Regions from separate parts of the Homo sapiens genome. Here region 1 is linked to region 2. Evidence: chromatin contacts called from ENCODE Hi-C or POLR2A ChIA-PET data. All regions are on one chromosome and are shown on one strand. Each heading gives the region's core, a stretch centred on a gene start or an enhancer-like site at or near the end of the contact. The rest is flanking DNA. Distances are from core to core; before and after follow the strand shown. Region 1 overlaps CEP83 (centrosomal protein 83). Region 2 overlaps CRADD (CARD and death domain containing adaptor protein).

Evidence for each region. A loop is a pair of places that touch in the nucleus more often than their neighbours do. ChIA-PET counts read pairs that join two places held with the same protein, here RNA polymerase II (POLR2A). Pooled maps may share reads with other maps.
Region 1: a loop to region 2 is called in a pooled map, with 10 times the contacts of the local background. The contact joins two enhancer-like sites. A Hi-C loop is called at or near these places in 7 of 50 pooled maps. POLR2A ChIA-PET finds 5 or more read pairs at or near these places in 2 of 52 experiments (OCI-LY7 and naive thymus-derived CD8-positive, alpha-beta T cell).

The regions. Positions count from the first base shown.
Region 1 is chr12:94,370,961-94,374,722 of GRCh38, forward strand. All of the region lies in intron 8 of CEP83 (centrosomal protein 83), which reads right to left. Among named protein-coding and RNA genes, the nearest start is that of CEP83, 87 kb to the right of the region's middle. Within about 2 kb of position 1,796, at least 2 of the 41 ENCODE cell types and tissues checked have a DNase peak (open chromatin) inside an H3K27ac peak, as active enhancers do.
Region 2 is chr12:93,781,699-93,785,910 of GRCh38, forward strand. All of the region lies in intron 2 of CRADD (CARD and death domain containing adaptor protein), which reads left to right. Among named protein-coding and RNA genes, the nearest start is that of CRADD-AS1, 46 kb to the left of the region's middle. RefSeq lists a silencer at 2,755-3,049 and enhancers at 2,867-3,366, 3,379-4,212. Within about 2 kb of position 2,858, at least 28 of the 41 ENCODE cell types and tissues checked have a DNase peak (open chromatin) inside an H3K27ac peak, as active enhancers do.

The sequences.
Region 1 (3,762 bases), core at 546-3,045, 590 kb after region 2:
GCAACAGAGTGAGACCTTGTCTCTAAAAAAAAATTAAAATTAAATTTAAGAATAAAAAATGTGCTGGGGACAAAGAAGGTATTCTAGGTAGAAGGAACAGCATACAAAATGTTATTATATGTATAACATCACATGGTCTGCTCTTAAAACAAGCTAAGCATTACATGTAGAGCACCGGAAGATGTGAAATCTGTGGAGGAATGGCAGGGAATAAACTTTATATACCATACAAAAGGGTTGTTTTTCAGGTTAGCTGTTGAAGGTGGCACAATTAACTAATGCGAATCTGTTGGCTTAAGAAACTGAAGGTAAATAAATCAATTAAGAGGCAAGAAATGAATAAACGGAGGGGGGAAGGAAGAATCAATTGAATCTGGTGACAAAATAGTGTAATGTGTATAGACTGTGTCTGTGTGCGCATGTGCACAAGTATTAGGTAGGGGATTGGGGGCAGGAACAAGTATAAATCATATAAATTCATTTTCCATAGCCCTTCTCTTTGGTAAGGAGCTTCTAAAATTAGATATAGTCATATAATAAGGATTTAATCAATACAAACACAAAGGTTAGATTAACCCATTTTCTGATATATTATCCAAATATATAAAAGTATGGAATCAGAGTAGGAAACTACAAATACATACACATCAAATACAGAAAATGTGAGATGGCAGAAACAGGAAAATAAAAGACAATTTACTTAAGAGTCCAATAAAACCCCATAAATACTGGAGTTGGGAGTCAGACACAAATCAAAAAAAGGTCCTAGAGCCAAAGAGGGCAAGGATAAGAAATAGAAGTGTCTTATTGGAAGATATTCCATCAACAAAAGGTCCTGAAAACGTTTCAAGGAATAGTTTCATGCAAAATCCTCATCCAAAGGAAATAAACAGAAAAGTGAGTACTGCCTTATGTACTGGTAACTACAATAAGACATCCCTCCAAATTAACTCGTAGATTTTTAAATGACCGTACATAAAATGGTGACCCTGTGCTGACATCAGTTTTGCATTTTTATTTATTTATTTTCTGAGACAGAGTCTCGCTCTGTCGCCCAGGCTGGAGTACAGTGGCTTAATCTCAGCTTACTGCAACCTCTGTCTCCTGGGTTCAAGCAAATTCTCTGCCTCAGCCTCCTGAGTAGCTAGGATTACAGGCATGCACCACCACACCTGGCTAAATTTTGTATTTTTAGTAGAGATGGGGTTTCACCATCTTGGCCAGGCTGGTCTTGAACTCCTGACCTCGTGATCCATCCGCCTCGGCCTTCCAAAGTGCTGGGATTACAGGCGTTAAGCCACCACACCTGGCCTGTGGTTTTAATTTCCTTTTGGAAGTTATTTTCTATAAAAGCAAGTTTTATAAAATGATGTTTACATGACAACAGCTGATAATTTGTTTTAATACTTAAACTTTCTGTAGATTGGATTTTACTACATTATAATTTCATGGACAGATAGAATTTAAATTATAAATACTTTAAAATTTTGAAGAAATATGATTACAAAGAAAATCCAATCACTATGACAAATGTAATTATAACCTGCTATTATATACTAACTGTAAAAGGTTAAGAATGACACAGCATTTCATTAACAAACATACTATAGCTGCATGAGGTGGAAAATTAGAGCCATCTTATTTCATAGGAAGTTGATTCATCTCATGGTAAAAGATCTACAAAAACTTATTTCTTATTCATTTCACCCTGAAATTTACTGAAATGAGACGACATTTTTAACTAAACTACAATTATTGAAACTGAAAGAACACCGAATAGGAAGTCAAGCAACAAGTGAGGTCTGTCTTCAGGCCTACTTTTGCTGTTAAACCAGTGGTATATGCTCAAGCAATTTACCTGTCCTCTCTGCATTCAAATGTACTCATTTATGGATCTAAAGTTTTTCTTTATTGCCTTATTTCTATTATCCTAACATCACTGATGCATCACTTATATGAACACTGTTAATTTCCTAAAAATATACTAAAAGGAATTTTACTTAACGTATGAAAATGTATTACCCAGTAATGACAAATAATAGCACTTTTCTATGAGTAATCTGAACCAAATTCCAAATGTTACAGTAAAGTTTCTTTCTGCCCCTAGATCCTTGGTTCTTAATCTTCTTTGTGATCAAGTCCCAAATCCTAGGAAAATTAGGGATTTTTTTTTTAAATAAAATGCTCATGTTAAAATGTTGCATAAAATTTCAAGCAATTCATGGTCTCCTAAAGCTCCACTGGACCAAGTCACCCTGTTCTTCACAGAATGTTTGCCATATAGATTCTGGCCTTTATGTTGTGAATTTGCTTTATGTTTTGACACAATGGAAGTATTCAGATATTACTAACAAAACTTTAATAAATGTCAAAACTGGCAAAACTGGGCATTTTACAGGGGGTCAGTATCTGTTAAAGTACACATACTCACAGAAAGACACACAAGAGCACAGCATAAATAAGCAAGAAATGGAAATATAATTGACAATATGTATTACCTAAGAAGCTCTGGATACAGATTCCAAAGAGATGGTACTTAAATCTTGATCTTTTTCAAAGTTCTGAGATGTAATTACCCAATTAATTTAGGTAAATAAGGACAACTCTGTTGGGTGGCTTTCTTAAAACTACCTTTTATTGGCATTCTGAAAATGAAAAACCTTATGAGGGAACTAGAAGAATTTACCTCACTGAATGTGAAATCTCTTTAAGGTCATCATTTTCAGGCCATCTTTGGTAATACCTTTTAATCCAAGACACTGATACTCACACTGACATAACTTTGTTCTAAAATCTGACAAACATTTATGAATTTGAGTAACTAAGACAAACACACCCCAGGTGTTCCTTTGCACTGCAAACAACCATTTGCTAGAATTGCAAAATGTTGATGAAAACTTCAAGTTGCAAAGAAAACTGTGGCAGTCATGTTTGAAATATTATTTTAAAATCTACCCTTCCAATGGAATCTTTACATACAAGACTTCAAATGAAACTTGGTTTGTTTAAAGTTGAAGGATGGTATTTAATACTCCATTTATATGCAAAATAAGGCAAGTGTGCCTTTAAAAAGACAGGCAACTCTTAGCAATGTGTATTAATAAACAAGCACAGAGAAATAAATACTATACTAGATTGCTGTTCTTTCTTCAGCGGAGTAGGAGAAATCACCTAGGCTCTAACTCTAAGAGGAAAGAGCAATAGGGAAGAGTATATATATATGGAAAAAAAGAAGAAAAATCAGGGTCAGCACACAGGTGAGCTAGGGAGCTCAGGTAAAATGTACTGCATGAAAAGTATTATACTTGGTGGCCCCCCCAAGAGAGAAGCCACAGCAGAAGCCAGCACATCCCATGTCCTATTGCGACATCTGTGGTTCCAATTATTCCAGCAGTGTAGTCTGGCTACTCAGGTCAAGAACAATGTGCTGCAAATACTACGTACTCAATATTATTTCACAAAATTGAAAATAATTTATACTGGAATTGGAAGAAAAGCATGGAAACTCCCCATATCCTGAATTTACTTGTGTTTTGTATCTATTTTTTTGTATACTCTATAGTTATAAGCTTTCAATGTGTATCTGTTGAATATATAATCTACTTACAGTTAATCAGGAGGCAATCAAATTATTTCCTAGTAGTTCTTACACAGTCTTAGTAGGCTGGAAGGGTTCTTACAGATATAAGGAAATTGGATCCTAATGATATTAGGTAACTTGCCTTAGGTTACACATAGTTATTGAGACAGTGAGACACAGAC
Region 2 (4,212 bases), core at 1,608-4,107:
GCTCATCAAACATGCACATCTAACTATTAATACCAGGTTATAGGAAATACGGGAGACAGAGGAACATGCTAAACACCACTACAAGGGTACAGATCAGCCAATGCCTGAATGTAGGAAGTTCTACAAAACAAATGACCCATTTTTGTTTTCAGTATATAAATGCTACGAGAAAAAAGTAGAGATGGGGAACTGTTAAGTACTGTAAACTAGTTCAACCATTGTGGAAATCAGTGTGGCGATTCCTCAGGGATCTAGAACTAGAAATACCATTTGACCCAGCCATCCCATTACTGGGTATATACCCAAAGGATTATAAATCATGCTGCTATAAAGACACATGCACACGTATGTTTATAGCGGCACTATTCACAATAGCAAAGACTTGGAACCAACCCAAATATCCAACAATGATAGACTGGATTAAGAAAATGTGGCACATATACACCATGGAATACTATGCAGCCATAAAAATGATGAGTTCATGTCCTTTGTAGGGACATGGATGAAACTGGAAACCAGCATTCTCAGCAAACTATCGCAAGGACAAAAAACCAAACACTGCATGTTCTCACTCATAGGTGGGAATTGAACAATGAGAACACATGGACACAGGAAGGGGAACATCACACACCGGGGACTGTTGTGGGGTTGGGGGAGGGGGGAGGGATAGCATTAGGAGATACACTTAATGCTAAATGAGGAGTTAATGGGTGCAGCACACCAACATGGCACATGTAAACATATGTAACAAACCTGCACATTGTGCACATGTACCTTAAAACTTAAAGTATAATTAAAAAAAACAAAAAGACTTAAGGGTGGGAGATGGAGCCTGCAGTGAGCTGAGATCACGCCACTGCACTCCAACCTGGGCAACAGCGAGACTCCGTCTCAGGAAAAAAAAAAAAAAAAGACTTAAGGGACCTGTAAACCAAATGCAGGTATGAATCTTGTTTGGAACTTGATTTGAACAACTGACTAACTAAAAAAATGCCTTTTTTTTTAAACAGGCAAAAATAAAACATACTCTGTTTATTACATGTTACTAAGGAATTACTGGTAATTTTATTGAGTTGGTGGTATTGTGAGTTTTAAAAGTCCTTATCTATTTAGAAGCACTTATTAATGAATTAATATGAGGCCTAAGACTCTTTAAAAAATACTCCTTCAAAAGAAAAAAAGTATGTGTATAGGGAAATACGTGAAATCAGAATGGTAAAATATAATAATTGTTGAAGCTTGGTGATAGGTTTTTGGGGGTTCTTTACACTTTCCTCTACTTTGTTATGTATGGAAAATTCACATAATAAAAACAGTCAAGTGTTCTATTTGAGAGGCAGAATTTTGGCAGAAGGCCTGGGTTATAACCCAATTTGTATAGCCTGGGGAGAGTCACTGCTACTCCCTCCTTTTTTGCCTCTTTCCTTTCCTTTTTACTTTCCTTCTATTTCTTAAGAAATCATTTGCTGGGCCACATTTTCCCCCAGGGACTGTCCTGGTACCATCAGCCTTCCAAGTTACAGGTATAGGTATTATTATTATTATTATTATTATTATTATTATTATTATTATTATTTTACAGATGAGGAAATCAAAGCAGAGAAGGGACTAAGTTTCTCACCCACAAATCCAGGTCTGCCTGTGTCCAAAATCTGAGCTCTTTTGTTTTATTTTATGCTGGCTCCCAGGAGTAGTCCTCTGATTTTATAATTTTTAAGTTTTTTTATTTTTAATTTTGTTTATGGATAAATTTTAAACAATGAGTAAATTAAGATAGATCAAGTGGAGTAGCATTTGTGTTTTTTGCATGTGAGAAAGATGCAAGGTATGGTTGTTACTGTAACAATTACAAAGATTTCATCAAAGGCAAGCAGTGATAAAAGCAAAATGTGTGGCAACTTTCTTCATATTCAGAAAAGAGTAAAAGCCTATAAATTGTAACTTTAAGCCATAAAATAACATTTATTTATGCTTGTTCTTCAAAAGCTTATATTTGATAATCTTTTTTGTTAGAAGTCGAAGCCTGAGAAAAATGGCTAATTTCATTTTTCATGTGTTTGTAAAATATTTTTAGGACTATCACAAGAAATTCCCTAAAAATGTCAAAGCAAATGAACAAGTGAAATTCTGCACATCCCTTGTGCCACTATTTTGTTTACTTACTGAAAAAATGACATTGGCTTTTGTAAAACCTGGGTGTGCTGGTGGGCATGTGCAGATGTGTCGCTGTCATCTGTCATGTGTCATGCTCTGGATGTCAGAACCAGACATCAGTCAGGGAAGAGAGTGAGTAGCAAGCCACCTCGCCAAACTCTTGCTGCAGGGTGCACGGGGTTCACATCCTCTGCTTAGATTTAGTGCGACTTTCCAAAACACCTGCAGTGCGGTACTTCATGGCTGGTCCCACGTAACAATTTATGCCCTAGAGATGTCTGACTAGATCTTAGGAAATTATACTAATGGTTCTGACGTTGTTTCCTTCAAGAATCGAGGCGCTAAATATAGTCAAGCTGAATGACAAAATTTTACTCACACTCAGGGCATGTCAGTGAGGGCATCAAAAATGGAAAAATAATAAATACTGCTGATATTTACTAAGTTTTATGGTATGACAGGCACTGCACTAAGTCTTTTGAATATCTAATCATGTTTAACTCTCAATGTCCCATTTTATAGCTGAGGTGGCCGCAGCACAGAGAGGTTAAGTGAGTTGCCCAAGGTTGCACGGTTAATAAATGGCAGAGCTGGGCTCTAAACCCAGGCCGTCTGACCCCTGAGCCTTTCCTCTTCTAACCACTGTGCAGTCTCCAAGCACCAGCAGAATGAAGTGAGCACGTGCTAATCCACAGCTGTCATGGTTTGGCCCTCTGTGGGCTTTCAGAGCACCTTAAAACCCTTTGTTCTGTGTCAGAGCTGTTTTTCAGCTTTGCAGATGTCTGAAGTCAAGCAGAAGAGATGGAGAGTCTGATAAAGCACACGTGGCAAATCTCTGGCCGAGTTGATATTAGAACACAGAGTCCCAGAGTGATTTACTGTCCAGGGGGAAAGCCAGTTGGCCTGGCTACCTTGCAAGACGGTTAAAGGACATAAGAATAGATATTCATTCAAGACTGTCAGAAAGAAAGTAGGTCAGCAATGAAATAAAAACAAATGTCAAAGAAACACCACTTTGGTATAAATAAAAAGTCGATTCTTCTTAATAAAGAGCTGTCTGTTCTTCATTAATTAGAAAAGTACAGAGCCTGCTTACTTTGAGATTCCAAAACCTCTTCAGGCACAACTCGTTATTAATTTGATCACTTTCCTCAAAAGAATGATATTTTGACAAATACAGTTTCTGGCTTCAGTCACATATAGAAACATTGGAATAAGTACAATGTTGTGTTTTGCTTTTTTTTTTAAAATAGGAACTATGTTTGATAATGCATATACTCCAAACACCTCTAAAAATAATTTTCAATTGGCAAGCTATTTTTTGGTGTATTTTCCTAGTCTGGGAGAGGAAGTTTTATCATTTAATTTGATAAACTTAGTACCTTTGAGAGAAAGGAGGAGAAAATTTTACCATCTTATGTGGTTGAAATATGCTTTAGTATTTACATAATTGAAAATGATTCAAACTGATTTCCTCTGACGAACATCCGAAATGAAAATAAAAATTGTGTCTACTCCAAAGGGTAGTGGCTTGAGTCACCCACTGGTATGTGTGACCTATGAGTCACTCACTGGTATGCGTCTTCCCGATCCCCTGGCCTATGGGTTAGAAGTCAAAGATGCTCCACTGGGGCTTCCTTTGTAGCTTCTTTTCCCCTTCAGTATTCAACCACAGCTACTGCTGGCAGCTCCTGGCAGAACAGGAATGGGAGACCAAGGAGAGGATATGTGGAAGCTGAGTGATTTATTTATAGGGGACTTTTGGCAAATGAAAGAAAATAGATGTGAAGTCTTAGCAGTTCCAGCATGTTCATCAGAAATGCAAGCTCATGATAGTCATTTCAAAGGGAATTGTGGAAGAATGGTGTTACCCTACTTCACAGGCCATTAAATCATATATATGTTTGGTTGCCAGTGAGAATCTGAGTAGCAGAGCAGACAAGAATAAGGACGTATGGGATCGAGGCCTGTAGCTTGTGACCATGAACAAGTCACGTGACCCTTTGGCCTTAAATTCACCATAAAGTCGTGTACTTGATCTCAGTGATTGTATCTTAC